Linked DNA regions of Mus musculus: region 1 is linked to region 2. Evidence: chromatin loops called from intact Hi-C (ENCODE). Cell type or tissue: gastrocnemius. All regions are shown on one strand. Each heading gives the region's core, and the rest is flanking DNA. Links, peaks and the distances in the headings are about the cores only. Region 1 has its middle 27 kb from the start of Mrm1. Region 2 overlaps Aatf (apoptosis antagonizing transcription factor).

What was found. A loop is a pair of places that touch in the nucleus more often than their neighbours do. Peaks named below come from ENCODE experiments on the same cell type or tissue, not always from the same donor. Only the 100,000 strongest peaks of a DNase experiment are listed, where the experiment ranks them.
Region 1: a loop joins it to region 2, with 4 times the contacts of the local background. A loop is called at or near these places in 32 of 42 quality-filtered maps.

Annotation. Positions count from the first base shown.
Region 1 is chr11:84,784,612-84,801,146 of GRCm38, forward strand. No RefSeq gene overlaps it. Among named protein-coding and RNA genes, the nearest start is that of Mrm1, 27 kb to the right of the region's middle. In gastrocnemius, for the core only: a CTCF peak has its summit at 10,078 (motif pointing left); DNase peaks (open chromatin) are centred at 10,056 and 12,486.
Region 2 is chr11:84,423,036-84,439,570 of GRCm38, forward strand. The region is part of intron 12 of Aatf (apoptosis antagonizing transcription factor); the gene reads right to left. Among named protein-coding and RNA genes, the nearest start is that of Aatf, 82 kb to the right of the region's middle. In gastrocnemius, for the core only: a CTCF peak has its summit at 6,688 (motif pointing right); a DNase peak (open chromatin) is centred at 6,755.

The DNA.
Region 1 (16,535 bases), core at 5,392-13,391, 360 kb after region 2:
CTGGCTTTCTAAAGACTAAAAGAAAACTGCACGCTGGCCTGGTCTTGGGGAAGAAGACATCAGTGGGAACAGGCATGGGTTAGGGAGCACGCCTGCCAAAACGCTGCCCATCATTGGCCTGAGGGATGCGAGGGAATCTCAGCCTCTGTGCTCCCAGCCTTGTGGTCAGCCCTGAGGACTGACTGGGTCTGGTGGGACACTGGGCAGGAACTTTGCCTTAGTGTCTCTTTGTCCACAGAGCCTGGCCAGTGACTCAGTGGCAGTGGTGACAACAGCTAATGTTCCTGAACGCACACCGTGTACGAGGAAATCCAGTACCCTCCAGCTGCTCTCACTCTGTTCTTCACATCAATGCTAGGAGGTAGACACCACTGCAGAGGGTAGGGGGAAATGCCAGCAGTCACTGAGCAGGTGGGTGGGACTGCTAACCATGAAGTAGACAATAGAGGTGTAAGGTTTGATTGCTGGGTTTGGGTTTGGGTTTGGGTTTGTTTTATTTTGTTTTGAAACTTGGTGTCCAAGACAGAATATATGTATATGTATATGTGTATGTGTATGTATATAATTTTTAAAATAATGTGTCTTTGTCTTTCTGTGATTATATGCATGTGAATACAGGTGTCTGCAGAGCCTGGAAGCACCACAAGATACCCCCGGATATGGGGTTCTAGGTAATTGTGAGCCACCATGTAGGTGTTAGCAACCAAACCCAGGTCCTCTGCAAGAGCAGTACTCTCAACTGCGAGCCATCTCTCCAGTCCCCAACCTGAAACTCTTGCTCCTCCTGAGTGCTGGCATTATAGTGTGCACCATCATGCCCTCCTTTGACAATGGATAATTCTTATTTAGTGAATGGCTGAATAAATGAATGAATGAAACTTAAATACAAAATCCTAATAAAGTAAAGTGGGCATGGAGGTAGGTGCTATAGGCACTATAGGTCCCAGGCCTGAGGAAGTTGAAGCAGGAGAAATTTATATTTGAAAACAGCCTAGACTATAAATCAAGACTACCTCAAAAAACTCAAATAAAAACTAAATAAAATAACAAGATGACAAAGGCTGGGAGGGGAATGTAGCTCAGTAGTGGAATACACACCTGGCAAAGAGGCCCTCCAGTCTGTGTGTGTATATGTGTAAGTGTGTGTGTGTGTGTACATATATATGTATGTGTGTGTACATATATATTTATATGTGTGTGTACACATACATATGCATATATTTGTATGTGTATATATGTGTATGCATTCTTATATACATGTATATATAATGCACACACATATATACATATATACATACATGTATATACATATAATGCACACATATGTGTGTATATACATACATATATGTGTATGTTTATATATGTATGTGTACATATATATGTATATATGTGCATATGTGTATATGTGTGTATGCATATACATATATAATATATTCCAAAATCATGCACTATCAGTATATGTCCTTCTGTACATGTGTAAGAGATGATACACAGACTTTTAGATTCTGCTTTATTGGCCTGAAACTACTAGAGGAAGGAAAACAGTGAAACTTCAAGACATCTGTATAGGCAAGGGCCTTCTGAATGGGATACAAGTGGCTCAGGAAATAAATGGAGCCAACAATCGACACATTTAAAAGGATTCTGGACAAGAAAGGAAATGGTCACTGAGAGCAGAGATCGCTTATGGAATGGGAGAAAAAATAACAGTTATATTTGACAGGAGGGTGGGTATATAGAATACACAAAGAGTTAAAACACACACACACACACACAAATTAAACCCAATCAATAAATGAGTTAATGAAATGAACAGAAAGGAAGAAACACGAGAAGCACAACGGTTTACCAGGTAAAGGTGCTTTTCACCAACCATGACTAGCTGAACTCAACCCCAGGGCCCACACGATGAAAGGAGCTGTCCTTTGACCTCTACATGCAAGCTGGGACTCACGTGCATGTGTGTGCGCGTGCGTGCGCGTGCGTGCAGACACACACACACACACACACACACAAAACGAGATCAATAAAATTAAAAGTAAATAAATAACTTACACTTAACAAGATGAAATTCAATGACCAAAAATATATGAAAAAAAAAAGTTCCATTTCATCAGAGAATTTTACCCAAGTCATATGTCAGTCACTGCAAAACCAACCAGGGGCCGGGCGTGGTGGCGCACGCCTTTAATCCCAGCACTCGGGAGGCAGAGGCAGGCGGATTTCTGAGTTCGAGGCCAGCCTGGTCTACAAAGTGAGTTCCAGGACAGCCAGGGCTACACAGAAAAACCCTGCCTCGAAAAACCAAACCAAACAAACAAACAAAACAAACAAACAAACAAAAAAACGACCAGGGGATCTGGAGGGATGGCTCAGCAGGTAGCACTGGCTTCTCTCTTGCAGATGACCAGGGCTCACCCACATGACAAACTGTAACCATCTATAACTCCACTTCTCCTTTTTCTCTCCTCTAAGGATACGGTATGTGCATGGCTCACAAATATTCAAGCCAGCAAAACAGCCACACACATAAAAAAAAAAAAAAGATAAAATTGAAAACAACAACAAAAAACTGGACGGACAGAAGGAAACCCTTCTAAACTGCAGCTAGGTCAGCCACTGTGGACGTCAGCAGGGAGGGTTCTCATAAGACCTGCAAATGGTTCCTGCACCTGACCCACTCACTCCAACCAGCGTGTCACAGAGACACTTGCATATCAATGTCCACCGTCACACTGTTCACAGTAAGTTATGGAACCCACCTAAATGCCCATAAACAAAGGAACGGGAAAGAAACTGTGACACACACACACACACAATGGAATTTCTCAGGCATAGAGAAGAATGAAATTATGTCTTATGCAGGAAAATGGGAACAACAGAGATGATCATATTGTGAAGTAAGCCAGGCTCAGACAAATAGATGGGTTTTTTTTCCTCATTCTTGTTTCTCAGATTTTACATAGCTACATAAAATAAGCATGTAAATATAAAATGAAATTATGAGTAGAGAGGTCTGTGGGAAATGAAGGAGACAATAAGAAGGGAAGAGAGAGGAAAGAGGAGTGGGGTGGAGGGGATATGCCCAATATATAAAATATGCTTGTGGATTTGTTTTAATTCTGCCTTTTTAAAAAGAAGGGAAAAGAAAGGAAGAGATTCTGTTTTATTAGGTTTTCACTTTTAAAATCCCAATCCTTCAGTGTGACATGCCCATAATCTCAACAGTCAAAAGGCGGATGCAGGGGCATTACCACAAGTTTGAGGTCAACCTGGTCTACATAACAAATTCCAGGCTAGCCACAGCTGCATAGTAAGACATTGTCTTGAAAATAAAATAAAAGAGGGGAAAAAATTTTTCATGGTGTGCTTGCTTTGCCAAGAACAATTCATCTGAGAGAGAGAGAGAGAGTGTGTGTGTGTGTTTGTGTGTGTGTGCACCTGTGTGTGCACCTGTGTGTGCACCTGTGTGTGTGTGTGAACATATTTGTTCACATATGTAGTGTGTGTGTGTGTGTGTGTGTGTGTGTGTGTTTGGGCTTCCAGTTCCCCCCACCCTCTCACAGTGACTGCTGTTCATCATAACCAGGACAATTAACCATCCCCTTATTATTCACACGTCATGATTACTAATCACCCTTATTAATATCCATGCTTTGCAGAACCAGGCAGCAGTTTGGCTCGGATGCTCTGAGCGCCACAGGAATCCAATCCCGACCTCAGGCGCGTTCTTTCCACTTTGGTGCCTCCCACTCTCCTGGATCGGGAAATCTGCCCTTTCCTACCCCTCCACGGTGGCCCACTGGCCATGGCTGCCGGGCTTTGTTTATTCATAGTCGCCTCATAGCCCTGGAGGGCCATCTCAGATCCCAGCTCCAACGAGCACCTGAATCACAAACCTGTCTTTGCCTGAGACAAAGGCTAATTCCTGCAACCAATTCCTTTTCTCAAACCACCCACCGTGCTAAGCAAGCTTTACACCAGATAGATCCACAAACCCAGAACAACACAATATCATGGCTACGCTGCCATTCAGCCACACTTCATTTCCAATCATGTTATTTTAGGGTGTGGATCACACTAACAGGTCCATGTTACATCAATGAAAGACAACACTGGCTGTTTGGCTGTGTGTGATCCCCTGGCTGATGGTGCTTAGTGCAGGTGTGTATGGTGGCTCACTTTGCCCCTTGGTTTTGTGGGTATAGCTCTAGGAAATGTTGAAAGGAGCAATGTGTCAGGCAAGTAAAACCACACTGCCAAATATGTGCATCCCATATTTATAGTGCATCAGCATGCCAGCTAAAGGGGGGCACTGTAACCTTTTCTGGCTGCAGGAGAATCCAAATCTGTCACCAGAGGTGGTCCCATCCATCTCTGCTTTGGGTCTGGAGAACAGGTACAGACCATTGCCTGGCCCTCCTCAGGAGCAGAGGCTCTGTCCCATCCTGGACCTGATCATGAGACACATAGGGTGAGATGCTAAAAGATATTTGAAGAAAACACACAAGGCATGTACTATAGAAAGAAAGTAGACACGTTTCATGTGCCTGACAACAAAGGAGTGACCAAACAAACGCTGATCCATCACCATGATGGAATGCCATGTGGCCATTAAAAGGACAAGAGAGTGGGCTCTACCACCTGAGGATGTCTGCATGAGTCTGAATTGGCCTAAAGTCAGACAAAGGAAGGAAGGAGGCACAGCTGGGGGTACATACAGCCCAGAGAAAGCTGAGTTCTGACTAAGCCCAGCCATAAACCAGCCGTGACTATTCCATTTGTAAAAAGTGACCCTGGTGTCAGAACTGACCACAATGTGTTTAGAAATAAATTTCTTTGGATTTTCTTGGGGGTGGGGGGAATAAGTCTATATGAGAAAAAAAGCAGGCTCACACTATGAACATTTCCATTTTAAAAAGAAAGAGAAATCCAGACATGAACTACACTCCTTCATCCCAGCGCTCAGGAGGCAGAGGCAGTGGATCTCTGTGAGTTTGAGATCAGCCTGGTATACATAGTGAGGCCCCCATCTCAAAAGAAATTAAAATAAAAATTGAGAGGAAAGGAGGGAGAGAGGGAGGAGGCAGTGTCATTGTGTGTGTTTTTGAGAGAGGGAGAGAAAGACTATTATTGAAATGAAAGGTCTGTCTGGCAGCAGGTAGTGCTCCCTCCCCCCGCCCCCCATTCTATGTCCAGTGTCCAGAGCCTGTGATTTCATTGTGTTATATGCCAGGGGGGAGTAAAGGCTATATCCAGAAGGCTGCTCCCAGCTGGCTGTAAAGTAGGGATGATGCAGGGCCAGGTGAGTGTCCGATAAGGGCAGAGTGGTCCCTCAAAGATGAAGAGGGAGGCAGAAGAGCCAGAGTGGCATGCTGGGATACCAGAAGGGCTGGGCTTGGTGCTGTGGCTGGCCTTGAAGCAGAGGAAGGAAGCCAGAGGCTCAGGACCACAGATGGCCTTGAAAAAGCAAGGAACCAATATGGAGTCTATGCCACATGCCTGTACCCCAGCATTTGAGAGCAGAGGCAGGAGAGTTTCCATCCAATTCAAGGGTGGCCTGATCTGTAAGTTCTAGGACAGCCAGGACAGTGAGACCTTGTCTCACACAGAAACGAACAAGGTGCACAGACCTACAATCCCAGCACTAGGGAAGGGAAGGTGGCGGGGGGCAGAAGCTGCAGGGCATGGGACTAGAGGGACGTCGCTGTGGTTAAGAGCATCCGGTGCTCTGACAGAGAACCCAGGGTCAGCTCGCAACATCTACGTGGTGGCTCACAACCATCTATAACTCCGGCAGTCGGGGATCTGATGTGCTCTTCTGGCCTCTTCAGGCAGCAGGCATGCATGTGATGCACAGACACACATGCAGGCAAAGCTCCCACACTGAAGAGAATGATTCCTCCCTCAACTGCCAACACGGCCACTGTAACCCAGAGAGACCCACCCAGGCAAAGAAAGGCATCTCGTGTAAGCCGTGGAATCTGTACTGATGTGTGGCCAAGATGTTAGGAAATGAGTTTAGCGCTACCAGAAATTGTTAGGGGGGTATTCAGTCCAGGAAGTTGGCTTAGGAGAAGTCCAGATGGGGATCAAGGGAGGAATTCTTGGAATTTGTAAGACTCCTGTCCTTTGGCATGGACTGATTTCTTTTTCAAGACAATGTCTCACCATGCAGTCTGGCATATGCCACCACACCCAGCTTTTTTTTTTTAACTATTTATATGTGAATTCTTATAATAAAGGTTTAAAAATAAAACATAAAATGGACTGGAGATGTAACTGGTAGAATGTTTGCTTACCATGAGTGGAGCCCTTGGTTTGGTTCACAGCACTGCATAAACTGGGCACAGTGGCACATGGAGGCAGGTCAATCAGAGTTCAAACTGTCTGCTACACAGTGAGTTTAGAACCTGGGGGTGGGGGGCGAGGGAGGGAGACAGAAACAGAAACAGACAGACAGATGGACAGACAGACAGACGGGGAATATGAATTTATCCTCCTCCTTGCTATTTAGCCTCTGTTCTCAGGAAGCAACCTGGAAATCTGGCTAGTGAGCCTCCTCTCCTTCAGTTTCCTTGCCCCACCCCCAAGATGGAAAACCTTCGGTTCTCCTGGGAAAGAGACACATCTAGAGATCTAATATAAACATGAGCGATACATGAGCGATGCTGTGTGTGTGTGTGTGTGTGTGTGTGTGTGTGTGTGTGTGTGTGTATGTGTGTGTATGTGTGTGGTGTGTGCTTGAGCGCACGCTCGCATGCAGGCTAGCCTCAAATTTGAGCTCCCCCTGCCTCGATATCAATCACCATGCCCAGCTAAAACTGTACCATTAGGAAGACGGTTCCTAGCTGCTCTTTCCCTCTCTACCAAGGGTGAGCTATGCAGAGGCAGAGCTGCTCCTCTGTGTGCCCTGCGGAACCGCTTTCTTGATGATGTTCTAGCATCAGGTTGTACACCTAAAGGTTCCACAAAGTTTTCTGCCTCCTCGAGGGACAGAGCCCAGCTGCACAAGTGTTCCCTAGGTTTTTCCATGGTTAACCAGCAGGGAGTAGAATTGGCAAGGAGGAGTGTGTGTGGGGGGGGAGAATGCACCCCAAAGGAGAAGAGTCCCCCTAAGCCTGTTAACAGTCCCAGCCAGGTCCAGCACTGAGTCGAGTAGCTGGCAGGAGAGGGTGACTTCTACCTTCATCTGGAGATTTATTTCTTGACTTCCCTCATGCCTGTGGGGAACACTGATAATTCTCAGCTGAAGCCAGCAGTCATCTCCAGAGCTCTACTAGCATCTCATCCCAGGCTTTGACCTCCCAGGGCACCACATGTGCACCAGACGGTTCACCAGAGCCCAGGAGGCTTGCAGGAAATACGGAGCACAAGTCTACGAGATGGCTCAGTGGGTAAAGGCACTTGCCACCAAGGCTGATGACCCGAGTTCGATCTCAGGGACCTACGGGGTGGAAGCAGAGAACCAGTTCCTGCAGGTTGTCTCCGGCTTCCACAAGCACCTCATGTCATGAATGTGTGTCAGTAAAATGTAATTTAATAAGAAGATGGGGCACAGATGTGGAGCCTTGATGCCAACCTGTGCCAGTCTGAATTGGCTCATTCCCTCTGTGTACTTTGCAAAGGCCTCAGGTGATCTGGTAGAGAGGGCAGCACAGATGTTCTGAATCCATCTGTCAAGAGGAGAAACACTAGGTTCAAGAAAGGTGAAGGATCTGCCCCAAGTCACGCCCTCCAAAATTAGTGGCCACAAGAATGCTAACGATGTCGGAAGCAGTTTCTGTTAACTGAATGCCTGGCCCTGAGCCTAATGCCTTCTGGGAATCTACCGTCCATGATGGTCCTATCCCAGAGAGTATTATCCCCATTTTACAGATGAACTTGGAACCTGAAGATGGTAGAGGTTGGGTTAGTCACTTCTCCCATAGAGGCTGATGCCATGAGACGCCTGCAGCTGGTGGGGAGACCTTGTCTATCTGGGTTCCTTCATCCCTCAGCTCTCATAACTACATTTGCTGAGTGTGAAGGATGCTCATTAGCCGAGTCTGCCTCCATAGAGACCTTGTGTTACCCTTCTAGACCCCTCCTGCTTGTCTCTCTCCTAACTGCTGGCACCTCTCCAGCCAGCCTATGTGAGCATCTTCCCTGGGAGTTCGGGGTAACAGTCCCTGCAGCAGGCTGGGGAGCTTAATCCACTACTGCATTTACTCCACGTTCCCAATCCCTGGGGTTTGTGTTTTGTCCCTGTGTACGTGACCCTGTGTCACCATAAACAATACCCAGGAGAGCTGACACATAAAAAGGAAAGGTTGGCTTTGGCTTGGGGATTTAGAGGTTCCTTTGCATAAAGCCATTGTTTTAGGTCACTCCTGGAGGTGACAATGGCCAGGAGCATGTGGCAGAGTAAAACTGTTCACCTCAAGTCCAGGTAAGGAAGATGAGGGGCCAGTGTCCCTTCAAGGGAATACATCCAAAGACGTCCCAGGCCCACCTCCCAAAGGTTTCACCACTTCCTGATAGTGCCAGTCTGAGGGCCAAGGCCTTAACACATGGGCCTCTGTAAGACATTTGAGGTCTAGACTACAGCAGTCCCCAGGGGCTCCCCTGCCTCCGTTTTCTTAATTGTACCAGACATGGTCTTCTGGAAAGAGGGCCTTGGCAGGGCTGCCTTCTGCTTCCTTCCCAAGTTGTTGCTGGGGTTCAGGTTTTCTCTCTGGGTCCACTGAGCCCTGACAGTTACAGAGAGACCTACAAGGGTGAAGGGCAGACACTGTGTGGCCAGACATGGCTGCAAACCCTTCATTTCTGTCCTCCCTTGCTGCTCAGATGAAACATTCTGACCAAAAGCCACTTGGGGAGGGAGGGGTTTGTTTGGTTTACACACCAGGTCAGGAACGCAGGGCAGGAACCTGAAGGCAGGAACTGAAGCAGAGGCCATGGAGGAACACTGCTTACTGGCTTGCTCATCTTGCTTTCTTCTACAACCCAGGACTATCTGCCAGGGTTGACACCACACATGGGCTGGGACCTCCCCCATCAATCATTAACCCTCCAAGAAAATGTCCCCAAAGACTTGCCTGTGGGCAATTCTTTATGTGAATTATAGTCACTTTTCAGGTGACTATAGTTTGTGCTGAGTTGACAAAAAAAAAAAAAGCCAGCACAATTTCCAAGGAGGGAAATGCTAAATTCTAATGCAAGATACTCAGGAGGTTGGACCCCACAGTGTGAGCAGGCTTTGGAGATTGCTGAGAGCCATGGAAGCTTCCACACCCTCCATCCCCAACCCCCCACTCCATCAGTTACACAGTTACATCAGTTACAACAGTGTTTTGGGGGACCTGCAGGCAGGAAGGGATGCAAAATAGAGAACAGGGTCACAGGCTCCTGAGGGTGGCTTTGTGTGAATAATCCTATTTAAGTCTCCTCCAAACTCTGAAGCCGACTGTTAAGATCCCCAAACACCAAAGACAAAAAAAAAAAAAAACACATGTCTCAGTGGATCACCCAAGGACACATGGCTAAGACAGCTAAATAGGACAAAACCTCCCAGACCTCTGAGGCCCATGTCTGTGTCTTGCCCCTGGAGCAAGGTTGGACCTTCCCCTCATTCCCTCAGACTTCCTCAGGCACACACAGCCCAAGTCTCTCAGGACAAGACCAACAAGACACCCTGGGTTCACAGCAATCAGGAAGAGGATAGCGTCTCCACACCAGATAAGCTGCTTAGCCTAGCTCCACAAATGTAGACCCTCTTCGTTCCCCCCACCCACCCTCTTCTCGCTCCTTCCCTTTCTCCTCCATCCTTTTCCCTCTCCCCTCCTCTCCCGCTGATTTCTGTGTCCTTCCCACTGCTGCTGTTTAAGACCTAAAAACACTGGGCTTCACAAGTCGTGGATCAGTGATGCCCAGCCCCCGGTCCCGAGCTTGGCATCTATGTCCAGGTACCCTTGGCGTAGTTCTAGCCCTGGGTTTCAGGCCCAGTGAGACCGCCTTCCTCCTAAGCTGTGCCCACCCTGCCCACTGACCGCGGCGCATCTGAGCATTGACCAGTATCAGAGCGCCACCTAGTGCACCTGGCAGGCAGCTCCAGCTCAGAACCCAGCCTGCACATTGTCTCCGTGAGTGGGATGCTACTCAGGGCGGAAGGGCGGAAGAGGAAGGACTACTAGCCTGGGACACATCTTTACAAAGGACCCTAATGTAGACCTCTCGCATGACATTAAGATGATAGTGCTCCTTCAGTCACGGAGCCCCCAAGATGCAGTGAGCAACCCTTTCCATTGAAAAGCTTTGTTCTGGAGTGGGTGAAACGACTCAGTGTGGAAAGGCACTTGTCACCAAGCCTGGTGACCTGAGTCTCGTTCCTGGAACTGAGATGGTGAAAGAAGAGAACCGACTTGCAGGAGTTGACCTCTGACCTCCACACATAAATAAATAAATAAATAAATAAATAAATAAATAAATAAAGGCAATTAGTGTGTTGTGTATGTGTCCCACCCTCCCATACACACAAATAAATAAATGTACTTTTTTTTAAAAAAATAAATCAATTTCTTTTCCCCATTTTCTCAGTCACAATGTATCCCTAACAAAAGCCCCAACTTTACCACTGACTAAGGCTTAAGATGAATTTTCTGATCTCTGACCAACAGTGTGTTGTTTTGTTTATTGGTAGAAAAATAAATTTCCAAGTGGCCCAAATTTTGACAACCCCCTTTGGCAAGCCTTTATCTTAACAAGAGACTCAAATAACGAACATGGGTGTTGTTTCTCAGTCATTCTGACAATGTCTACTGAGCGATGAGACCAGACAGTAAGGCCAAGCAGATCTGAGTTTGAAGCCTGACTCCATGTCCAGGGTGTGACTTTGACAAACTCACTCAGTGCTTGTGAGCCTCATGGTTCTCATCTGTAAAATGGGGCTGTAATGAGAGTCTTGGAAGATAAGGGATGTGATGTTGTGTACTCCACCACTGAGCTGGGGAACATGTCAGCCACTGGTCAGAACACCAGTAATTGCCATTCTGATCCTTCTTTGTCCCTACGGGCCTCCTTGCCCAGTCACCGCACCCTCCCCCTTACATGGGTGGCCACCACTGTCTAGCTGTCAGAGTTCCTGTTGCAGTAGGTTCTCCATCTCTATCTTCTGCAGGTATTTAATTCCCTCACCCCACCCCTGACCTCTGTAGCTCCACTTTTCCTCTCTGGAAACCCTGACCAGCACTGAGCCCACAGCAGGATTTGTTTTTCTTAGGACAGCCGATACAGAGGACCCAGGTTTCAAGTTCCATCAAGGTACCTTTTCACTTGGCTTGGAGTGCTGTGTGCCTGTAATCTCAGCATTGGGGAAGCCACGGAAAGAGAATCTCAAGTTTGAGGCCATCCCAAGCCTCACAGCAAGACCCTGTCTCTAAAGGAAAAAAGCCATAGCTGTAAACATAGTTCAGTTGGTAGATGGCTGGCCTAGTGCACGTAACATCCTGGGCTCTATCCCCAGCGCCACATAAAACAGACGCCCTGCAGATTGGGCTTCCAGGTTCCTGGGCCTAGCACATCTTTACTAGTCATGATGGTATTTCCTGTTATCCAGCTCTCCAAAGGCAGACGTGGGAAGGTCAGAAGTTCAAGGCCATCCTCGGCTATGTGACATGTTCAAAGCTAGCCTCAGCTACATAAGACCCTGTCTCAAGGGGGAGAGATAAAGCTGTAAGGACATATAATTCCACATTTAACGTAGTCCACATGATGTGTCCTATTTATTGTTTGGGGCTGGGGACATAGCTCAGTTAATAGAGTGTTTACTTAGCCATATGGAAAGTTTGGGGCTATCCTGGGCTATATGAAACCCTGTCTCAAAAAGGGGGAGGCACCGGTAAGATGATTGAGCAGGTGGCAGAGTTTGCCACTAAAGCCCAGTGACCTGAGTTGCATCTCCAGGACCCACATCATGGAAGAGACAACTGACTCCCAAAAGTAGTTCCTTCCACATGCACATCATAGCATGTTGTCATGTACATACACACAAAAATTCTGTGTGTATGTGTGTGTGTGTGTGTGTGTGTGTGTAGCCTCTGCATTTTGTCTGTTGTCATCTTAGTCTTCTCATTTGGGAAACAGTATTGAAATCCCAACTCACACAGTTGGCACGAGGAATAGAGAGAGTCCTCTTGCAGGAGCGTTTGCAAAGAACATGGCAGCTTTTGAGGGAGGCCTGGCTGGTGTTGTGCAGCGCACCTGAGGCACACAGGATGGAAGGTAGCATCTCACCTTGGCAGCTTCCACACAGATGTTGGCTAGGAGGCAAAGGTAAGACAGGCGCTGCTGAAAATTAAAGCCCAGGCAGGATCCCGGTCCACATCCCACAAAAGGATGCAGGATGCACCCCCCCCCCCCCCCCGCTGGAGGTAAGAAGGCAGAAGGAGCTGCTTTTGCCCCAGGTGGGGATGGGAAGCGGGCCAAGCAGGGTAGGGGGTGGTGGTGAAGGACGAACAGCCTCTTTATTAACATAATTATTTTATTTGCAGAAAAGTAATCATCCTAAGTGAGGTCAATGTGACTGGCACAGGACCGGCCCTGCAGGCGGCCGGTCCTTGTTACCATGGCAACGGGGCCGGACCACTTCAGCAGCTGTGAAGGTTTGAAACTCCGGAGGAAGGAGACCCCCAGATCCTTCAGATCCCAAGAGAAGGCTAGAGGAGACATTGAGAGTTCAGAACCCTCTCCTAGCCTTCAAGACGTAGAACAAGAGTCCGGGGTGTGTGTGTGTGTGTGTGTGTGTGTGTGTGTGTGTGTGTGTGTAGGGGGATGGTCTAACCCCAAGTCACCGGGGTTCTGGAGGAGAGGGGTCTCAGTAGCTTTCATCTCATTCCATCCCACGGAGCCCTGGGAGGAAGGGGTTACGCACCTGCTTACAGAAAGCTGCCGCTCAGAGGGGCCAGGGACCCTGCCACATAGGCAGGGTACCAGAAGGTTGGGGAAATGGAGTCTGAGGCCCGAGGCATCATTTTCAGTTGCCTTCAGTGTAGCAATGACAAGGATTAGATCAGGATCTTGAATGACTAGAAAGGCTGTGATGGAAGAATAGACACATGGAAGTCAGAAAGATCTAGATTCAAATTTCAGCTCTCTGCCTTCAGGCCACGTCTCCTTCAGCAATTTGTGCGGAGTCTCTCTTTAACCATTCCTCTCTGCATATCTGACATACCGTCAGCCAGCCTCTGCGAGGTGCGGCTTTGACTAAGACATTTCCCCATCCGGAAGGTGGGCCTGTCCTGGGGACACCTCAATATGACCGAACCATCAAAAACTCCTTCTGTCATTTCCACGCACATCTCACAGAGGATCTGCTCTGGGAAAATACGCCTTGTCGCCAAATCCTCTAGCTTTGAAATCTAATAGTGAGGGCCTCAGGCTGGAGGTCCAGGGGACAGCCCAGCAAAGGCAGGCTAAGGATGACTGCTGCGCATCTGGGCTCAAACTTTGTGTCTACGGAGTCTACTGCCCTCTAGCGGCGAAGTCTGACATCACACGAGGCCGCTACAAAACCCCTGAAAGGCATCACCGGGAGTTGACAATCAGGGTCAGGAGGTGCTGAGTGGAGCTAAGACTTCCCGATGTGGATGTGAGAGTGGGCATGGGAGGGAAATGCATTGTATGGGTGGAAAACCCACGTGACTTCCCAGGCGCGGGAGACAGGAGGATCAGGAGCTACATGAGATCCTATCTCAAGAGGTGGGGCTAAGCAGTTTAAAACCATCTGTAACCCCAACATCAGGCCCATACGCTACATACAGACATATGTTCAGGCAAGACACTTAGACATCTTTAATTTTTTTAAAAAATTAAAGATATGTAAGTCATCTTGGAAAGTGGAGGGCAGGAGGGCACCGAGGTAGAAGAAGCTGAGCATCCCCCCCTCCCATGACCTCTCAGCCCTTCTCCTGAGGTTCTGGTGACCCTGGATGAGACGCAATGGCTTGTCAAAAATCAAAACCAGATCTTGACTCAATTAAGACTAGCCCCCAGAGGGCTGGAGGGGTGGCTCAGTGGTTAAGAGTGCTTGCTGCTCTTGTCCAGAGTACCATGGTTTGATTCGCACCATCCACATGATGGCTCACAAGCCTCTGTAACCCCGGTTCTGGGGGATTCAAACCCCTCTTCTGGCATGGCCTCAAATAGTGTACATTCAAAAATGGGGGCAAAACACTCACACATGGAAAAATAAAGTAAGTAAAATCTTGAAAAACCTAAATAGCTCCAGGCCTGATGAGACATTTCAGGAGGCAAAGGCACACGTTGCCAGGTGTCCTGGCTAGTTTTGTGTCAACTTGACACAGCTGGAGTTATCACAGAGAAAGGAGCTTCAGTTGAGGAAATGCCTCCATGAGATCCAGCTGTAAGGCATTTTTCTCAATTAGTGATCAAGGGGGAGGGCCCCTTGTGGGTGGGACCATCTCTGGGCTGGTAGTCTTGGGTTCTATAAGAGAGCAGATTGAGCAAGCCATGGGAAGCAAGCCAGTAAGGAACATCCCTCCATGGCCTCTGCACCAGCTCCTGCTTCCTGACCTGTTTGACTTCCAGTCCTGACTTCCTTTGGTGATAAACAGCAATGTGGAATATGAGCTGAATAAACCCTCCCCACCTTGCTTCTTGGTCATGATGTTTGTGCAGGAATAGAAACCCTAAGACAAAATTGGTACCAGGAGTGGGGTATTCCTGTGACAACCTGACCATGTTTTGGGGAGGACTTTGGAGCTTTGGGCTAGAAGATCCATTTGGTGTTAAGAGCTCTGTCAGATGTTGTGTAGGAGTTTGGAAGATAATGTTGAGAACAGTACAGAAGATGGAGGCCTGGCTTGTGAAATTTCAGAGGGAAAATTAAAGACTCTTTTCAGAGCCATTGCTATTTTGGAGCTTGATTATTCTGTGCTTCTGGTTAGCTGGGGTGAAGAATCAGCTGTGATGAACAAGATACCAAAACTATTAAAGCAAAACCTTTGCATTATTGGGACTATTGATGCTGGTTAGCTGGAGCTAAGAAATTAGCGGTGATTAAGAAGAGACCAGCATCGTTGAGGTGACATCTTCTGTGAAGTGTTTTCTGAAAGCACAAAGGCTGTGTTCCAGAGATAGCCAAGGTTGTACTCCTGCTGCAGCGGGACTTGGTATTGTGTAAGGGTCACTCAGGTGGTACTGATTTTGAAGGCATGAAGGGGTCATGCAGAGCAGCTGAGGTTTGGCACTGTGAAAGGCCATGGAAGGCCATTGGTGAAGGTGCAGCCTCAGTTGCAATTGATGGCCCAGGCCTGAAGGGGTCATGCAAATTTGTTGAGGTTTGGCACCATGAAGAGAGCCTATGAGAGACTATTGTTGAAGCCAAGTTACATTGGAAGACAGCAGCGTTTTGGAGATGCCAGTACCATGAGATGACTACCAAGAACAGCAGCAGCAGTGGAGTACAAGTGGCTGAAGCCTAGAAGACAATGTGTGTGCTACAAAGGGCATGGCTGGAGAAGTGACCCAAGCCCCTGGAGGAGCCCAGAAGATCGTGAGTTGGATCCCAGACATTGGACAGTTGGAGATTGAATTTTGCTTTTGATTGTGACTGTGCCCTGATATTTTTCCCTCTTGAAGGAAGTTTTTTAGTGAAGTCCACAGTTAAGAGACTTTGAATTTTAAAGTACTTTGAATTTTAAAAGATACTGGATATTTTAAAAGGATTGAACTTTTAATATGTAAAGACTGTGGGGCTTTTAAATTTATTTAAGATCTTGGGGATGAATAAGAACTAAGGGTTGAGGCTTACTAGTGATGTATTTGTATGTCATGTTGACAAGGGGGTCAGTTGTACTGGCTAGTTTTGTGTCAACTTGACACAGCTGGAGTTATCACAGAGAAAGGAGCTTCAGTTGGAAAAATGCCTCCATGAGATACAACTGTAAGGCATTTTCTCAATTAGTGATCAAGGGGGAGGGCCCCTTGTGGGTGGGACCATCTCTGGGCTGGTAGTCTTGAGTTCTATAAGAGAGCAGGTTGAGCAAGCCAGGGGAAGCAAGCCAGTAAGGAACATCCCTCCATGGTCTCTGCACCAGCTCCTGCTTCCTGACCTGTTTGAGTTCCAGTCCTGACTTCCTTTGGTAATGAACAACAATGTGGAAGTGTAAGCTGAATAAACCCTTTCCTCCCCAGCTTGCTTCTTGGCCATGATGTTTGTGCAGGAATAGAAACCCTGACTAAGACACCAGGCCTAATAATCTAAGCTCAGTCTCCAGGACCCAGGTGGTAGAAGGAGAGAACTCCTTCATTTGTCCTCAAACTTCCACTTTGCACAGTGTGGTGCATGGGCCATCCCCCAAATAATAGACAAATAAATGTAATTAAAAAATAATCACACTTGACCCCAAAGTTCTTCAGACCCAAAGCAGAAAGAGAAACTAAAGCTGTCAAGAAGCTGCCCTTCTCCTCTTAGGAGGCCCCTCTCCTCCTCCAACACCCCTCCTGGCAGGTACAGCAGCCTCTCGGCCTCCTGT
Region 2 (16,535 bases), core at 3,670-11,669:
ACTGGTTAACACGCTGCTTAACTTTTCAAGGTTAAAAAGGAACCAAGAAGCTGGGAAATACCTTCATCTGTTTCTTCAATTGAAAACACAGCCATGTAATTAAGAACCACATCTCGGAGCACTTCTTCACAAATACAAGGGAAAGAAGAAACCCAGAAGCAGCCAATCACAGAGTGAGATATGTAAATAGTGCAGTGTGGCTGGATACCCTGTCTCCAGGGAATGAGTTTTCTATAAGTTTGCCCTTTACAGACAGGCTCTTCAAGTAAGAAAACAAGATTGAATATTTTAATAGGATATATGAGACTGGCAAGCAACGAGAGGATTCAATCAGACATGGGATGTAGGGGATATAATTTAGTTTTCATACATTTCTGGGACTTGGCAGTACTTGAAAAACAATGGAAATGACCCAGCAACAAGATCCCAATTACGATCATGTGTGCGGAGCTTCAGAGCAGAGCCAGGGCTCTTCCCCTCCCCCACACCCTTTGCTGTAATCTCAGTCTAAGAAATAATTTAATTGGCTAATTTATTTTTAAAGTTGGATTTTAAAAATTAACATTATTGGGCCGAGGAGACGGTTCACTGGGTAATATGCTTGCTACACAGCCCCGAGCTCAGACATGCAGTGCCCGTGTGACAAGCCCATGCACTCAGGAACCTCAGTGTAGGCAGCAGTGGAGACAGGGTCACTGGGGCTAGGCTTGCTGGATAGGCAGGCAGGCCAGAAAACCATGCACTCTATCTAGGTTCAGCAAGAGAAGGTGCCTGGCATCCTCCTGAGACCTCTTATGAGCCTGGATTCATACGTGTGCATAAGTATATGATGTATAGACCACAGCAATGAAGTAAAGCGAGTCGTGGGGGGGGGGGGGGACTTTTCTTAGGAACTGTCCACTTTGTGTCCTGAGACAGGGCTTCTCTCTGGCTGCGGCTGGCCGGCCAATGCGCTCTAGGGATCCTCCTGGCTCCACCTCCCAGTGCTGGTTGTGAGTGTGTACCCTTACCTGGCTTTGAATGCGAGTGCAGAGGTCAAACACAGCCCTTTTTGTACAGCAGAGCTTTATCAGCTGGGTCACCCCCCTACACACACACACCCGCCCTACTGTATTTTAAGGTCTCACTATTTTTGACATTGGCTTCATATGCTGGATCCTGCTGCCTCTGCTCTTCAAGTGCTGGGATTACACGTATGCACCACTATGCCCAGCTCTATAGCTGAATGTGTACATTAAAAACACGATGATGGAGACTGGAGAGATGGTTTGGGCGTTAAGAGCACCTGCTGCTCTTCAAAACAAAACAAAACCAAAAGCCCAGGGTTTGTTTTCCTGCACCCTTGTCAGGCAGCTCACAACCCTGTGAGTCGAGCTCCAGGGATCTGACACCGTCCTCAGGCATAAACTCACATGCCCTAAGTAAAAATAAAATGTCTCTTTTTAGAAATACAGCAAATAATCACTACAGCTTACACTGCTGTTACATCTGTGGGACACATTTAGCTCAGCCTAAGAAATGGCAAAGGGTGCGAGTTGGTGGGGAGCCGCCTTGTCAGGAGAACCATGGGCGGGAAGCAGAGCTGCCTTGCAGGAGGAGGAGGAGGTGGCTCACAGTTCAGACAGGCCAGACCCACAAGATGAGAGTCCCTGAGATTCAGGAGACACACTTGAGGCAAGGGCCCACATCTGCTCTGTCCACATCCCAAAGGAACAGCACAGACTGACATCTTCAGATCTAGCCCTTAGCCTGCTATCATGTTAAGAAATGGGTTTCTGAAGGTGTTCTTGCTGTCTGAGGACTCCCAGCAGCCACTCTGATGCAACAGAAGCCATCTTTGCAACTGTTGATTTGTCTTGCTCTAACAGGGTTGTATGTCGCTTTAACCCTCGGTGGCCTCCCAGCCTCTGCCATGACTGCGGGCGGCTCAGCTTTTCGGCACTCATCCTGCTGTAGCTGTGGAGTGAGACACTAACATGGGAACCCCAGCTCTCAGGATATGTCAAAGCAATGGCAGGCAAGCAGGGGAAAACCAGAATGCTGTCCTGTGAGGCCAATGCACAGGCAGAGAAACTATGGTCAGAAAACAGCAGAGGGACTCTAGCTTTACACAGGCATTTTATAGTCACAACAATTTGCTGGAAGCCTTACCCTAGACTGCCAGCCCTGACCCACGCACATTCCCATGGTTCTCTAGCTCCAAGCATCTGCCCAGCCTTACAGAGCCGAAGGCCTCACCCCAGATGCAAATGGACACCACAGGCCGCCCCTCTGGATCCCCAGCAGCCCAGCCCAGCTTCACTCCTCACACTGTAGCCAGATTCCCAACACAGCCTCCTTAGCCATCTCAACTAACAAAATTAAACAAGGAGAGAGCTGCCATGACAAAAAAGGACAGCGTGACTTCAAGGTGATGCTGGCTGAGGAGAGATGCAGGGCACAGCATTGCTTTAATCTTCCTAGCCTCACCCTGCTGGCCTGCACAAAGCCATCACTGCCCCCAAGCAAATGGTTCCACTCTGCTCCACAACGGCAGCACAGTGCATTGGCCAAAGGCAGCAGTTACTGTCCTCTGAGGGTTTCCATGTCAGGAGCAGAGTGAGTGTTGAACCTGTATTTTAAAAGAACATCATTTCACACTCAGTGCGCAAAACTGACAAACATACGCAGCTGCTTGTAGCAAAGTAACCTGGGAAATTGAGTCACCTCTGTTCTTAAAATATAATAGAGAGGGAGACAGGTTGAGTGAAGAAAGGATTATTCCAATGTAAACATCTGCAAGCAAATCCAGCCCTCTGCTCCGCCTGTTCGTCCGCTAGAACAGCCTTACAGGGAAGACAGGGTGCCCCCCTCCCCTTCCCATGCCTTTCACTCAAGACACCCAGTAAAACCCCTCCCCCGGGCCCTCCTTGCCTAGAGCAGCACCGCCCCTAAACCCCCCCAGGGCTCCAGTCACACTGGAGCTTGGACACAGTGAATGACTGCTGTGCAGAGCCAGAGCCCAGCCTGCAGGAGACCATCATTTTAAGCTGCCATGTGGTATGTTCTGGGGCAGCATTTTTATTTATTTGTTTTATTATTGTGTGTTCATGCCTGGTCACATGTGGAGGTCGGAGGACAACTTGTGGGAGTTGCAAGGAGAAGATACCAGAAGTGAAGCAGCAGAGGCGGCCACCCTGACCCTCTAGTCCTCCAGTGCACATGGAGCATTGCAGTGCTGTCCCTGTAAGGCTCTGCACAGTGAACTTGGTGAGCCATTGCTTCAAATACAGACTACTGCTCCTATCACATCACAAGAAGATGAGGACCTAAGGTCTGAACTGCCTCCCTGCCTCATCTCCATACCCTTGCTCTCAATGGCCAGTGGCAATGTCCACTGTAGAACACGTATAAACGCTGAAATGACACAGCACGGGCCACAGAGTAATTAGCAGGCCTTGGACCTGGGGTGGGAGGGTCTATGGCAGGAACTTTTCCTTGGATTAAAATTTAACTCACCCTGTATTACAACGTACAAAAGTAATGAGGACGAACATTTTTATTTCTTTTAAACTGTCATTTAGGCTGCAGAGGGGATAATTACCTATCTCTAGCGTAGTAAGGTTTTATAACCCTTAGTGAGGCATTTTCTAATTTAATATTTTTACTATATTATCATAAACCTTGTTACTGGGAAAAAACGCTCATGAGGTAGCAGCCATTTTCCATAGAGGCAGAGTGTATGTGCACATGTGCATGTGTGAACAAGGGTGTGTCTTCCTGCGTGTGTTCTAAAGGGAGGCATGCAAGCAGCACTGGTGAATAGGACTTCCACGGCCTTGAGTATATGGTGTGCACTCCTCACAGGACTGCAGCACACATCATTGTCTTTCATGCTATTTGGGCAAATAGTAGAACGCAGCTTATTAAACCTGCAAATGGCCTGTGTGGGGCTTTCAATTTGCTAGGTCAGTAGTTTGCGGCATCTGGATCTGAATTCTCCTATCTGCTTTCTGGAAGACCATGCTCGTCTTACTCTGGCCTGGAAACCCCAAGCTCCAAGGTACCCCAACCCCCTACATGCTCTTGTGGGCAGCACAAAGAAAGCAGCTGACCCACAGATCCCCAGAAAAACCTGTCCACCATCTAAAACACATCAAGGTCTCTCTATAAGTGAGAACCTCGTGTCCTCCAAATGCATCCTTCAACAAAGCAGTCTGAGTAAGGGCACAATGTGCACCAGGCACAGTGGCACATACCTATGCTATGATCTAAGCACTCGGGAGGCTAGGGTAAATGGAACCCAAGTTCCAGGCCAGCCTGGGCTATAGAGCAAGAGGAAAGAAGGAAGGAGAGAAGAGAAAGACAGTTGCAAACCTACATACATAACTGCCTCTGATTAATGTGAAAGTTGCTCCTTTGTCGCTTCTCCAGGGTTCGGACAACCCTAACACCCACGACACATCTGGAAAGCACTCTGACCACCTTTCATTCCCCTCTGCACACTGCAGACCCTACACTACACACTACCGTGTGGCAGCCTGTGCCCCTCTACATGCATTTAAGAAGCAGGGACAGTGATAGCGCACACAGGCAGAAGACTAACAACTTTAACTCCCCCAGTGTCATGATGAGCAAAGTCCAGATCGTTTAAAACCTTGCAAGAAGGCTCCAAGCAGACACGGTGGGGACTACTTGTGTAGACAAGCGCATTGGTTGCTTGTGTAGACAAGTGCACTGTGCTGATGGTACCCTGACCAAACACAGCATCACTAACAATGCCTTTCATTATTGTGTTCTGAAAACAATTTACTTAGTATTTTTGGATGCTTATAAACACATACAGACATGGATAATCCTTGGACTCAAATACAGCACGCAGTATGATAAATTAGTGTTTGAATGCCAGCCTGAACCTTACTAGTTACTGTTGAGGATTACAGAGACACAGCAGGAGGCTGGAGAGACAGTGGCTGTTAGGAGTGCATACGGCTCTCACAGACAATCCAACCTTACTTTCCAGCACGCACTTTGGGTGGCTCACAACTGCCTACAAACTCAGCTTCAGCGAATCTTACACTCTCTTCTGGCCTCTGCAGGTACCTGCACTCACATGTGCAGATTCACATTTTTTATTTTATACACGTTTTTAAAATCCTAAAAAACAAAAACAAATCAACAACAACAACAAAGACACCAGGGAATATCAGAGAAGTCAGATGAGAAAGACAACCACAGGGCTGGTGAGGTGGCTCAGCGGATAGGAGCACTTGACCGCTCTTCCAAAGGTCCTGAGTTCAAATCCCAGCAACCACATGGTGGCTCACAACCACCCATAATGAGATCTGATGCCCTCTTCTGACACATCTGAAGACAGCTACAGTGTACTTATGTATAATAATAAATAAATCTTAAAAAAAAAAAAAGAAGAGAAAGGCAACTACATTCAGTCACCTGTCCAGACAACTATTCCACCTAAGAGAGGCCCACAGGGACTGAACTCTGCCGTTCTATGACTAACCCACTGGCCAGGACAGAAGGAAAGTGAATGGCAGTGCCCCATGGCAGACTAACAGTTCCACAGTTCTCTCCACTGCCTCTGCAAATCTTCCTGGCAGTATGCTGAACCCAAGGCCTATAATTTGCCTCTCCAGGTAAGGCCTTCAGACCTTCTGTGCCAATCCCAGCACTGTGTCGACTACAGCATTGCTGGTGTAGTCCAGATGGAGTGAACAGAGGACTCCATCGACACATTTGTGTGCATAAGCCAGGAACATATCAGGGCCCTCTATACCTCAGGCAAGCACTGTAACACTGAGTCACATCCTGGGCTAACCTCCTACCTTCTGAACACAGACATCCCTTACCTTCAGAGTTCTGCTCTCTTCTACTCTATTAATAGGCTCTGGCATTCTAAATACGTACTGGAAGGTGCCAATGGCACTAAACAGAGAATCCCTTCCAGTAAATCACCTGTATTCTATCAGAAAGCAGAGTGAGCCAGAGGGCAACGGATATGCACAATTGCTTTTTTTCTGTAGATACAAAAAAAAAAATCATGAGACATCAGCCTGCTGTCTTAAATATCCAAACAGAAAAGCAAGCACAGCAGTAGCAGTTGTAATGGTGCACAATCGCTGCAACCTGTTGTCAGAGCTAGCTCCCATTCTGGCCGAGAAAATGGCAGCTTCTTCAGCAGCGAAACTACTGCATCCTCCATAAATGCTATTGCTAGAACACAAAGCCGTGTCTCCTTCACAGAGGTATGAAGGACAAGTGGCCATCTTGACACACCTCACGGTTGGCTCTCAATAACACAACTCACAGGGCAGAAAGCTTATATATAACTTCTGCACACAGCTAAGGAAGTCAATAGACTCCCCTTTTCTCCTACCAGCAGAAGTGGCTCAAAGACTTCCTTTCTGATCTTCCCAGATTTCATACCAAGCCAAACCCAAACCAGAAACGAAGGCACACAGACACACACACCTACACACCATAAGACAAAGGGAATAGCAAAAAGAATAGGGCAGCTTCCCACAGACCAACTTCTGTGTGTCTTTTTTTTCCCTTAAAAAAATTCCTGAAAACTATTTAGTGGGATCAAGCTAGCAAAGTACTAAGTGACCCAGAGAATCTCTCTAGTATCACTAATCATCAGGGTCTGGATACAAAATGATCCCAGACAGCAAATTGCAGATGTGCCAATTTACCACAAGGTGGCAGTATATGACTCATTTCAAAGGGGACCAGGAGCCCATAAATTACCCAGGCTGTCTGCTCTCATCAGCACCCTCCCAGAGCTTGAAGGAGACTTGAGGAGGGCTGTTCCAGTGTGCTCCCTCAGTCAGGTCAGAACTGGGTCCTTCAAACCCCTGCAGATGCCTTTAGCCCCACAGCTCTAAATTACAGTTGGTGACGTGGCCTCTGGCCTGTCACCTAAAGATCAGACAGACTCAAGATTTATAAATGTTTAAAGAAGCAGGTCAGGCCCCAAACAAAAGATCTGAAAAGATGAGGAGAGGAGAGGAGGGAAGAGGGACAAGGTGGGAATTTGTTAAGGCTTTCTCCTTATAGATTCACTCCACACTAACAAAGACAGAAAATACTCAAAACTTCTACTATTCCTCCTACTAGCTTTCACATCCTTTTAAAGAAAAATAATTTACCTTATTAGATTTGTTGGGGTCGGGGTGTCTTCAGACAAAAGGAGACCTGCTTCTTGCTGCGCCTGTGTGTTAATATTCCATATTCCTGGGATGATTTCTACTTTCACAGTTTGACTGTTTTATAACAGATTTGATGTGAGAGAAGACAAATGGCCTCACAAAGGAAAGACAACAAATCACCTCACTGTTTTGTTTTGTTTTGTTTTGTTTTTTTAATCAAGGTTTGCGGGTTTGCTCTTATTTTTATTTATTTTTATTCTGGAGCTAGGCACAAGGCATTCTGCCTTGCTGGGATGTTTAATATTAACATCAGGCCACCGTGATCCTGGCAATAGAGTTGGCCGCTGTTCTGTTTATGGTTTCATGACTGCTGGCTTCAGCAAGATGAAGCTCCTGTTCAAACAGCTGCCCCTTCCATGGCTCTTATGATGAGCCAGGGGTGCTTCACCGCTTGGATGTGACTCACTTCCTCAGTATCAGGGGAGGTGAATGAAGCTGGTACCCAGGCATTCACACTGGCATTCACACCAAGGTGTTCACACTGGTGCTGCTGCCATGATGCCTGGGGCCCACTCGGCCAGGCTCCATGAATGAACATCTTGCTTTGCCTGTCTTTTGGTTCCTCCTCCACTCTCCACTCTCAGCCTTCCTCTTGCATCTGGATAACTCACCTGCTTCCACTCTCGGCCTCTGCTGTGTGAAGTGTACTCACAGTCTCCAGAGCCACCACCCTGGAGAGAAGCAACTGCATTCCTTCTTGCCATGCAAAGCTGTTCTGTTAACTGACACCATCTTTCTGTTTACAGTGGCAAAACTCATACCCTACTCTGGATTGTTTGGTGGCAGAAACTGTAACTGAATTCCAGGGATCAATGACATCTTTTACAATAATAAAACAAGACTAACTTGAGATAGGACCACCTGTACAGTCCAAACTGTCCTGGAACACATTATGTAGTTCAGACTGGCCTTTACTATAAATTCACTAAATTTATAGTGATTTTCCTGCCTCAGCCTCTAGAATACTACTGATATTTTATGGGCATAAACTGCTATGCCTGGATCTATGACTATCTGTACAATAATGCAGATACAATTTGAAAAGGTAAAAATTGCTGCCTTCATCTTTTTACTTTCGAACCGTATCCCTCAAAGAACTTCTCCATAAACCAGATTCTGAACAGAGTCTATGCTAGGAATACCTCCTGTCAGAACACATTCAAAGAACCCTCCACCTTACAGCATAGTCTTCCCTCCGGTTGAAGTGACTGGTCCTGCAGTCAGCCATGTGCTGGCCTCAGCTGGTTTTATGACTAGCTTTAGGGAGCTTACTGCTAAATGTAGGATGAGGAATTTTCATGTCTTCTCTTGGAAGCCGGTGTGTCCTGTTGGCTTGCATAGCTGTATCTCCTCCTGCAGGATCGAGCTGCAGGAGAGGCGGATGGCTGCCATGTGCGTGTATGAGAAAATGTGTATTGATTTCTCCTTTCTTATGAAAGAGCACAAAGCATTGAAGAACAATTGCTCGTCTCTGCAGCATTTCACACTCCACACAAAGGCCCAGCCCCCACTGCCCTAAGAAGCAGAGAGGAGAACTGCCCAGGACAACACCAGGGCCCCATCTAGACCCTACCTAGCCAGCCTCTGTTCAACCCATTTCTCTCCCTGGATGGCGTTCCTCATCTATACTGGAGAAGAAAGAACCTTCAGCCTTATTTACCTTTTAAGTGGAGGTGCCTAGAGGGTAAAAAGAGTTAATGTTTATAAAGTGCTCTGCTTCCCAGAGGGAAGCCATGGATAGGACACAAGGTGCAGCTGTGGCTCATTCAGGGCCTCACCCCAGGAGTGCTTAGTGACACCTTCCTGGACATAGATGCCCCTTCTCTTATGTTTCCTTTTCATGACAACATAAAAATAACAGGAGCTGTCCAGGTTTATTATGTCTTCAGTGATATGCAAACAAATGCATTCTACAGTTTATTTTTTAGTGAGACAATTCTAAAAGCAGCCATAGCTTTTACTATTCACCAGAGCCTGTTTCCACAATGACCAGCAGTTTGTAGGAGGCAAGCAGAAACCCAATCTGGTATAAAAACCACAGCCAATATGGTCAAGAGAGAAACCAACAGAACACAAAATTCAAGAAACAGTAGAAAAATTAGTGATATTCGGTCTTTCCCCTAGGTTCATCCAAGTAAAAATGACTCAAACACCCCCTAAACCAAGGCTGGGTACCAGAGATCCCTAGTATCGTATCCACTGTATGGTCTAGGCCTTGGCACCAGCACCAGGCAGAATAACCACAGGGCAGGTTTGGGAAATTCGGTGATTCATACTAAAATGTTAACAGTCAGTAGCACAGCTTTCCTATATAGAAAATGTCCCTTTACAGAAGAGAAAAGATTTACTCTGGGCAAACTAATGCTTTCTCTTTGGTTGAGATACTGCATTATTCCCACAGACTCTGCAGCGCAGCAGCAGCAGCAGCAGCAGCAGCAGCAGCAGCAGCAGCGGTTAGCAGCTACACTCTGAGACGCTCTACTTTACAACTTTTAACTTGAGCAAGTTATTTAATTACTCCATGACTTAGAATTTTAATCACAAACTGTAGATAATGTCAACTATCCCACTGCCTTCTGATGAAGGCTGATGCTGGTCTGACACGATGCTCAGTGAGTAGAAGGACACCGTCCCTCAGTGCCATCCACTGATGATCACAACAGGGTGGAGATGATCATGTCCCTCACTGCCATTTCCCTGCTAATCAGAACCAGGTGGAAAAAACAGAGCAAATAAGGGCATCACGGAGAAACAAAAATGATCTATACATTTTAGCAATCTGATGTCAGCTGGGGATCACCATGGGAAACATTAATAATATATGTGAATGGCCAATCAAGAGAAAGGTTGAAAGCTTAGCTACACACTTGCAAGCCACTTTAGCTGTGATTAAAGCAGTATCTGTAAGAGGCTACATTTAGAATATCATAATAATTTTAAAACAAATCCTTAAGATCTAGAACCACTTTAATAAACATGCAAGACCCTTTGGGGAGAAGAGAGAATTTTAAATTATGAGGAAATACCGAGAACCTGGCTGCAGAAATGAAAACAGCAGCCACAAAGCCAGACTTTGAAAGAAGATGCACTTCTATCACCCCCTCCTACTTGGAACCAAACTTCAATTTGACGGTTCAAATTCTCTAGTGTGAGAGGCCAACAGCCCCAAATAGGAAAAACAAAGACACAACAGTAATGTTTTATTTTCAACCCAGGTTTGAGTCTGGACCAAGTCTTAGGCTTGAACTTGAGAGTGTTCTACTATTCCCTCTGCTGTTACTTAAGGAAAGCCTGGATCTCCTGTCTGTGCTGGGCGACATCTTTAACGATGATCTGTGGGGTCCTTTCCTCTCAGCACTGCCAGGGGAGGTCAGGCACATGGCAACACTCTCCCGAGTATCAACAAGTGAATTATAAACTATGTCAATCCGAGTTAATGCAAAGCTGTAATCCTCTTTAACAGAGATCAAATCACTGCCGTGAGTTATGTTTGCTCTGCAATCTGATAAGGAAGAGAAGGAGCGGCTAATAAAAGAGTAATGGGAACCCTTAATGACGCTGGTAAAGGCAGCACCAGTTAGAGCGGGGCTCGTGTTCTGCTGATTAGATCAGTGTTGCATATCTGCCTGGACTTGTTTCACCTGTCAGAATAACCTGTGTCTTCTTAGGAGATAAGAAGCCTCAGAGAAAACATCTGCATTTTAACCATTCGTGCCTAAAGTTCTTACCCAACAGAAAATTCTGTAAGGACAGTGTTTCCTGAGGTCACAGCAGATGAGCTCTCTCAATGCTGTGAAGCTACAGCACAATCTCTCATCAAGACCAGTGCCCAATTCCATTGAATAAAGCAGCACCGTAGGGCAGGAGAGCTTTAAGAAAGCATGTGGGGTGGGGATGGGGCAGGGGGTGGCTATGGGCTGGGGGCAGGGCTTCGATTAGGAGAGAGGGGAACATGCCTGCACACAGAATGTAGGCTGCATACCATACACAAAAATGGCAAGCAGAAGACAAATTGCCTGTAGGAATTCTATTATACCAAGGCACCTCAGGAGCAACATGGCTGCGATGTTGACAAAGCACTTTACAAGATGGGCTTACATTTGCACATTTCTTAAACTCCAGATGTAAGACAATAATACGTTCAGCACACAACACTCATCATCGAAGGGTCCCCGCCTTCTGTTTCATGCCAGCAGCTTTATACATGTACAAAAGATGAGGTTTTATTCTGGAGGAGAGGTTGAGGCTGCTATTCCTACTAAGAATTTCTTGGGATTTTTTTTTTGTTTTGTTTTTGTAAAGGAACCAAATAATTCTAAATGTTAATGTTGCCATCATGTTTGTAATAAAAGTAAGTTACACAGAAAACTGCAATAACCTGCACTTAGAGTGTCAGTGCCATAGTCAACCTGGAGGGAGAATCCTCCTAGAAGTGGCAGCAAACACAGCCATGTCACTTTTCTCAGGCCTGTACCAGCTGACTGTCATTGTTGAGAGCCTGTCCTTGCCAAGAGCAGAAACCAGAGTTAGTGAAGTTTCGCCATGGGCCCCTTCTCAGCATGTCCCCGGGGCTTGCAATGTTCTTCCTGAAGGCACCACACATTGCAAGACTTCACAACTCTAAAGTCTGCCTCCAAAGGCCTAGCTAGCATAGACAGCAAAAGGCAGCGGAAGGTTATGGAAGCTTACTGACGACAGTAAACTCTCTGTGGTCGGCACTCACATCAGGTGAGGGAAACTGTACTCAAAGTCCATGACCAGTTTAGAAAGACCTCTGCCTCTAAGTCAGAGGGGAAGCCAGGACTGACACAGAGTGGCAGCCCACGCCTGCTTTCCTCATCCCCCCCACCCCCCTGCTGGCTGTCTCCAGCATTGCTCTGGAAGAGTGTGGAGAAGTGGTACTTGCTTTCAGGTTCATGGTAAGCCTTGTGCAAAGGCACACAGATTCTTTCAATTCAGAAAAATACGCCAGACACTCGTGTCTCCCTCAGAGTTGGAGACACACCTCCTGGACATAGGACATGCCAGGGTCACCTAAAACTTTCACTAACAAAAGTGTCCCAAAAGCACTTAAACCAGGACCCAAGTGAAACTCTCCCACAGGAGAACTCAGCTGGGCTACTTTGCATTTAAAAAGGGTTTTTAAATAGATCACTTCAAGACAAAAATTCCTAGTGTGAGAAAAGAATTTGTATCAGTAAAAATTAACTAACTAAAGAATACTCCACAGGGGACAAGATGGGGATGCGGTAACCCGCATAGTGTGGGTTAACATTCTGTTTGAAGCTCTGCTCTTTCTCTTTAACGAGTACATTCCCGTTTCAGTCCACTCCAACCAATCCAAATCTATTGACCTCAGACTGGACAGGGACAAGGGAGAGTCAGGGATGGGCACTCAGAGCCCCACCCGGGCAGAATCGAATGTAGGCCTATTGGCGAACAGTAACCTGGAGCCAGGGACACCTGCAGAGAGATGAAGGCACCACAGACCTGGTCAGCTCACCACTGTTGGGGAGCAGCCTCTGGGAACAAAACAGCAAGAGCACAGGAGTTCCTGACAGCACAGTTAGGGAGGAGAGCCTCAAAGAAGCAGCTGGGTCCACAAAGTCAGCGTAGGGCAGAAATCACCAGGAGAGACCGCCTTTCACCTGACAACCTGCAACAGAGGAATGGATAGCAGACCCTTCCCTATGCTGCCATAGTTCACATAATGATTTCAAAAATGAAAATGTTGTTGATATAAAGCAATAAGTTACTGTAGAAAATTCAAGTACTACAGACACAATATAGTAAAAGAATCTTTTACTTCACCCCACTCCCCAGCAATAAATCAAAGTCTGCTTCTTAGCTCCTAATGAGGGGCAGATGAGTTCTCTCATGGAATAGGCTAGCCCAGAGGCAGGCAAGAAAACTACAGTGCTTGGCTTCTTCACTGCCTGTTGTCCCATCTGTCCCTTACCCACTGGCAGCCACTGAGCAGACCCTCTCATACAGTGACACACTGTGGTACAGACACACAAGGATACCATATGCCTGCTTAATGTTCACAACTTAAATTTTAATGCATTCATTTCATTTTATGTGTGTTTTGCCTGCATGTATATATGTACATTATATGAAAGTTCACACTGCATGCCTGGTACCTATGGAGTTCAGAGAGGACACTGGATTTCCTGGAAATAGTTACAAATGGTTGCGACCAGAATGTAGGTGGTGGGAGCGGAACCTGGGTCCTGTACAAGAGCAACAAGTGTTCTTAACTGCTAAGCCATCTCTCCAGCCCCTTACTTTCTATTTTAGATTATAATGAGTACTACAGGCAAGATTTCTCTCATCAGTTAACAGATTATCCTGGAGATCTTTGCATGGCAGTACAACTATTTTGGTCTTTTTTTCCCCTTACTTTATACACGTTAGGTAGCACCAACATGAAAATCTGAAACCTGTACCTTGCTCTGTTGTCCCAGTGCTGGGAACTGAACCTTCAAGGATGCCAGGCTCGGCATATACCACTTGTGATGGTTTGTATATCCTCGGCATATACCACTTGTGATGGTTTGTATATCCTTGGACCAGGGAGTGGCACCATCTGAAGGTGTGGCCTTGTTGGAATAGGTGTGACCTGGTTGGAATGGGTGTGTCACTGTGGGTGTGGGTATAAGATCTCACCCTAGTTGCCTGGAATCAGCTTCCACTAGCAGCCTTTGGATGAAGACATAGAACTCTCAGCTCCTCCTGTGCCATGCCTGTCTGGATACTGCCATGCTCTCACCTTGATGATAATGGACTGAACCTCTGAACCTGTAAGCCAGCCCCAATTAAATGTTGTTTTTTACAAGACCTGCCTTGGTCATGGTGTCTGTTCACAGCAGTAAAACCTTAACTAAGACACCACTACAACGGAACCCAGCCCCTGAAAGCTGAAACTTCTGAGTACCAACATGCTGATTAAATAGCCACGTGGCACCTTTCTGATTTCAGATTTTTCTCATTCTGGAAGCAACTGACAAAGTCTATGCAAACATTGCCAAGCCTGAAAAACTCCCAAAATCTTCTGGTTCTGAACATTTTGATTAATGGAGACCCAACTTGTTTATTTTATCAACACTACAGTGTGGAGTGTTTAGTAGGCTCTTTTCCACTGATGTTTGTTACACAACTCTGCTTCTTTCTCAACAGTTGCTCATAATTTCATCAAAACAATTTTATCTAACCAGTCCCTTATGTATAGTTATTTGTATTATTTGTTTTTCAAGATTATAAACAGTATTACAATAGAGATCCTAGAACCAAAGCTCCTTTTTACACACACACACACACACACACACACACACACACACACACACACACATTAACCAGTAAGTGTTCAAAAGGATTTGCTAGCCACACACTGTACATGAGAGTTCACTGCACACCCTCAGCACAGCACAGGCTGAAAGGCCTTCTGTCTCGGGTCCAAGCCCTCCTGATTACTGGGCCCTGAGGAAGCCGCCGCTCCTTTACTGAGCACAGCACCATCAGACTGACTTGGCCTGGTTTGTTTGCTAATGGACCTGGTTTCTGAGGTCTTTCTCAGGGGAATGTATGTGCTCAAGTTTATTAATAATTCTCTGGTTCCTGTATCATGCTTATAAAGTCTTTCTCAAACTCAAAATCAGAAACAAAACAAAAAACTGTTTAAACCTCTGTACTCTGTACTCATACATGGCAGAAATGACTTCTCTGTAAGTTAGCAAAAACTGAGCTGTTCACTTGAGGAGGCAGCACAAGGAGTCAGTGACATCAAAACACCCGTGAACAGTCCCCATCGTGGCATAAGAAATGATACAAAGCTGAATGCCACACACAGTGGCCCTTCAGTACACATGGCAGACTGGCTCTAGGCCCCCTAAGATAGCAGACTCCATCACTGCAATGACACTGTCTCCCTACCCATCCATGAGGAATGCAGCAATGCCAACATCCGCAGAGGCTACAGTCCTGTGTATAAAACAGTATGGCATTTGTATGAACTTCTGTCAGCCACTAGATTAGCATCTCTATTCACTACTGAATTCAGTGTGAGCTATGTAATCACCACATACCATAATGTTTAGAGATAATACCCTGGAAAAGCACATTAAATACATACATAACTGTCCTCCCTCTCTCCTCTTCCTTCCATCCCTTTTAGTGGTTCTGGGACCACACCCACAGCCTCAGGCATGCTGGGCAAGTGTAGTACATCTGAGCTACATCTCCAAATCCATGCACAAGTTTTCTTTCCTTAAACATTTTCTTATATGAGTACACATGAGTGTATGAGTGAGCACAAAACTCATGTCTGTGAGTGCAGGCACACGTATGCCACAGCACCCATGTGAAGGTGAGAGGACAACCTTGGGTGTCAGCCAGTGCCTTCTACCTTGCTTTATTTTAATTTTTATACTTATTTATTGTATGTATATGTGGGTATATTTGGGGCAAGGGTCAAAGGACGACTTTTGGGACTCAATTCTCTCCTACCATGTGGGCTCCCAGGGATCAAGCTCAGATCGTCAATCTTGGGAGACAGAACCTTCACCCACTAAGCCATCTTGCTAGCCCTGTTCACTGCAGTGTACTTTAGGCTAGCTGGCCCATTGAGCTTATAGGGATTCTCTGCCTTCAACTAACATCTCAAGGAAAGTGAACTTGATTACAGACGCACATCACTGCACCAGGCTTTCCCTGGGTTCTAGGGATTCCAACTGAGGCCGCATGCCTCTGTAGAGTCTCCCCAGCACCCTCTTCCTAAGCGTTTTTAATGGAAGGCTGGCTGGGTCTCTGTACAGAAGACTGGTGGTAGGTAGTGCATCACTTACACTTCACTTTTCCCACTGAGGGGAAACAAAACAAGAATATACATCTGCAACCCAGCACTCAGGAGGCTGATGGAGGAAGGTTATGAGTTCAAGGCCAGCTTGGGAAACACAGCAGGACACTGTCTTAAAAGAGCAAAACAAAACTCACAAAACAGACCATGCTACTACCCTTTCCTTTTTACTTAAGATAAAGCAGCAATACCTTCCAGCCCTGGAAGTTTTGATGCTAGAAACAGAAAGAGCCGACACCCAGTTACAGTACTCATAGTTCATCTGGCCCATTCAGAGGATAAAGCCTGAGCAGAGAGACAGATGAACCCCTCACTTTAGGAGACACAATGTGAATGAATGTCCTAGAAAAACACACTCTCAATTTCAGGGATGGCGGTGCATACTGTGATCCCAGCAGAAGAAGGCACATCTGAGCTCCAGGCCAGTCGAGTCTACACAGCAAGTTCCAGAGCAGCCTTTCCAGGACAGACTG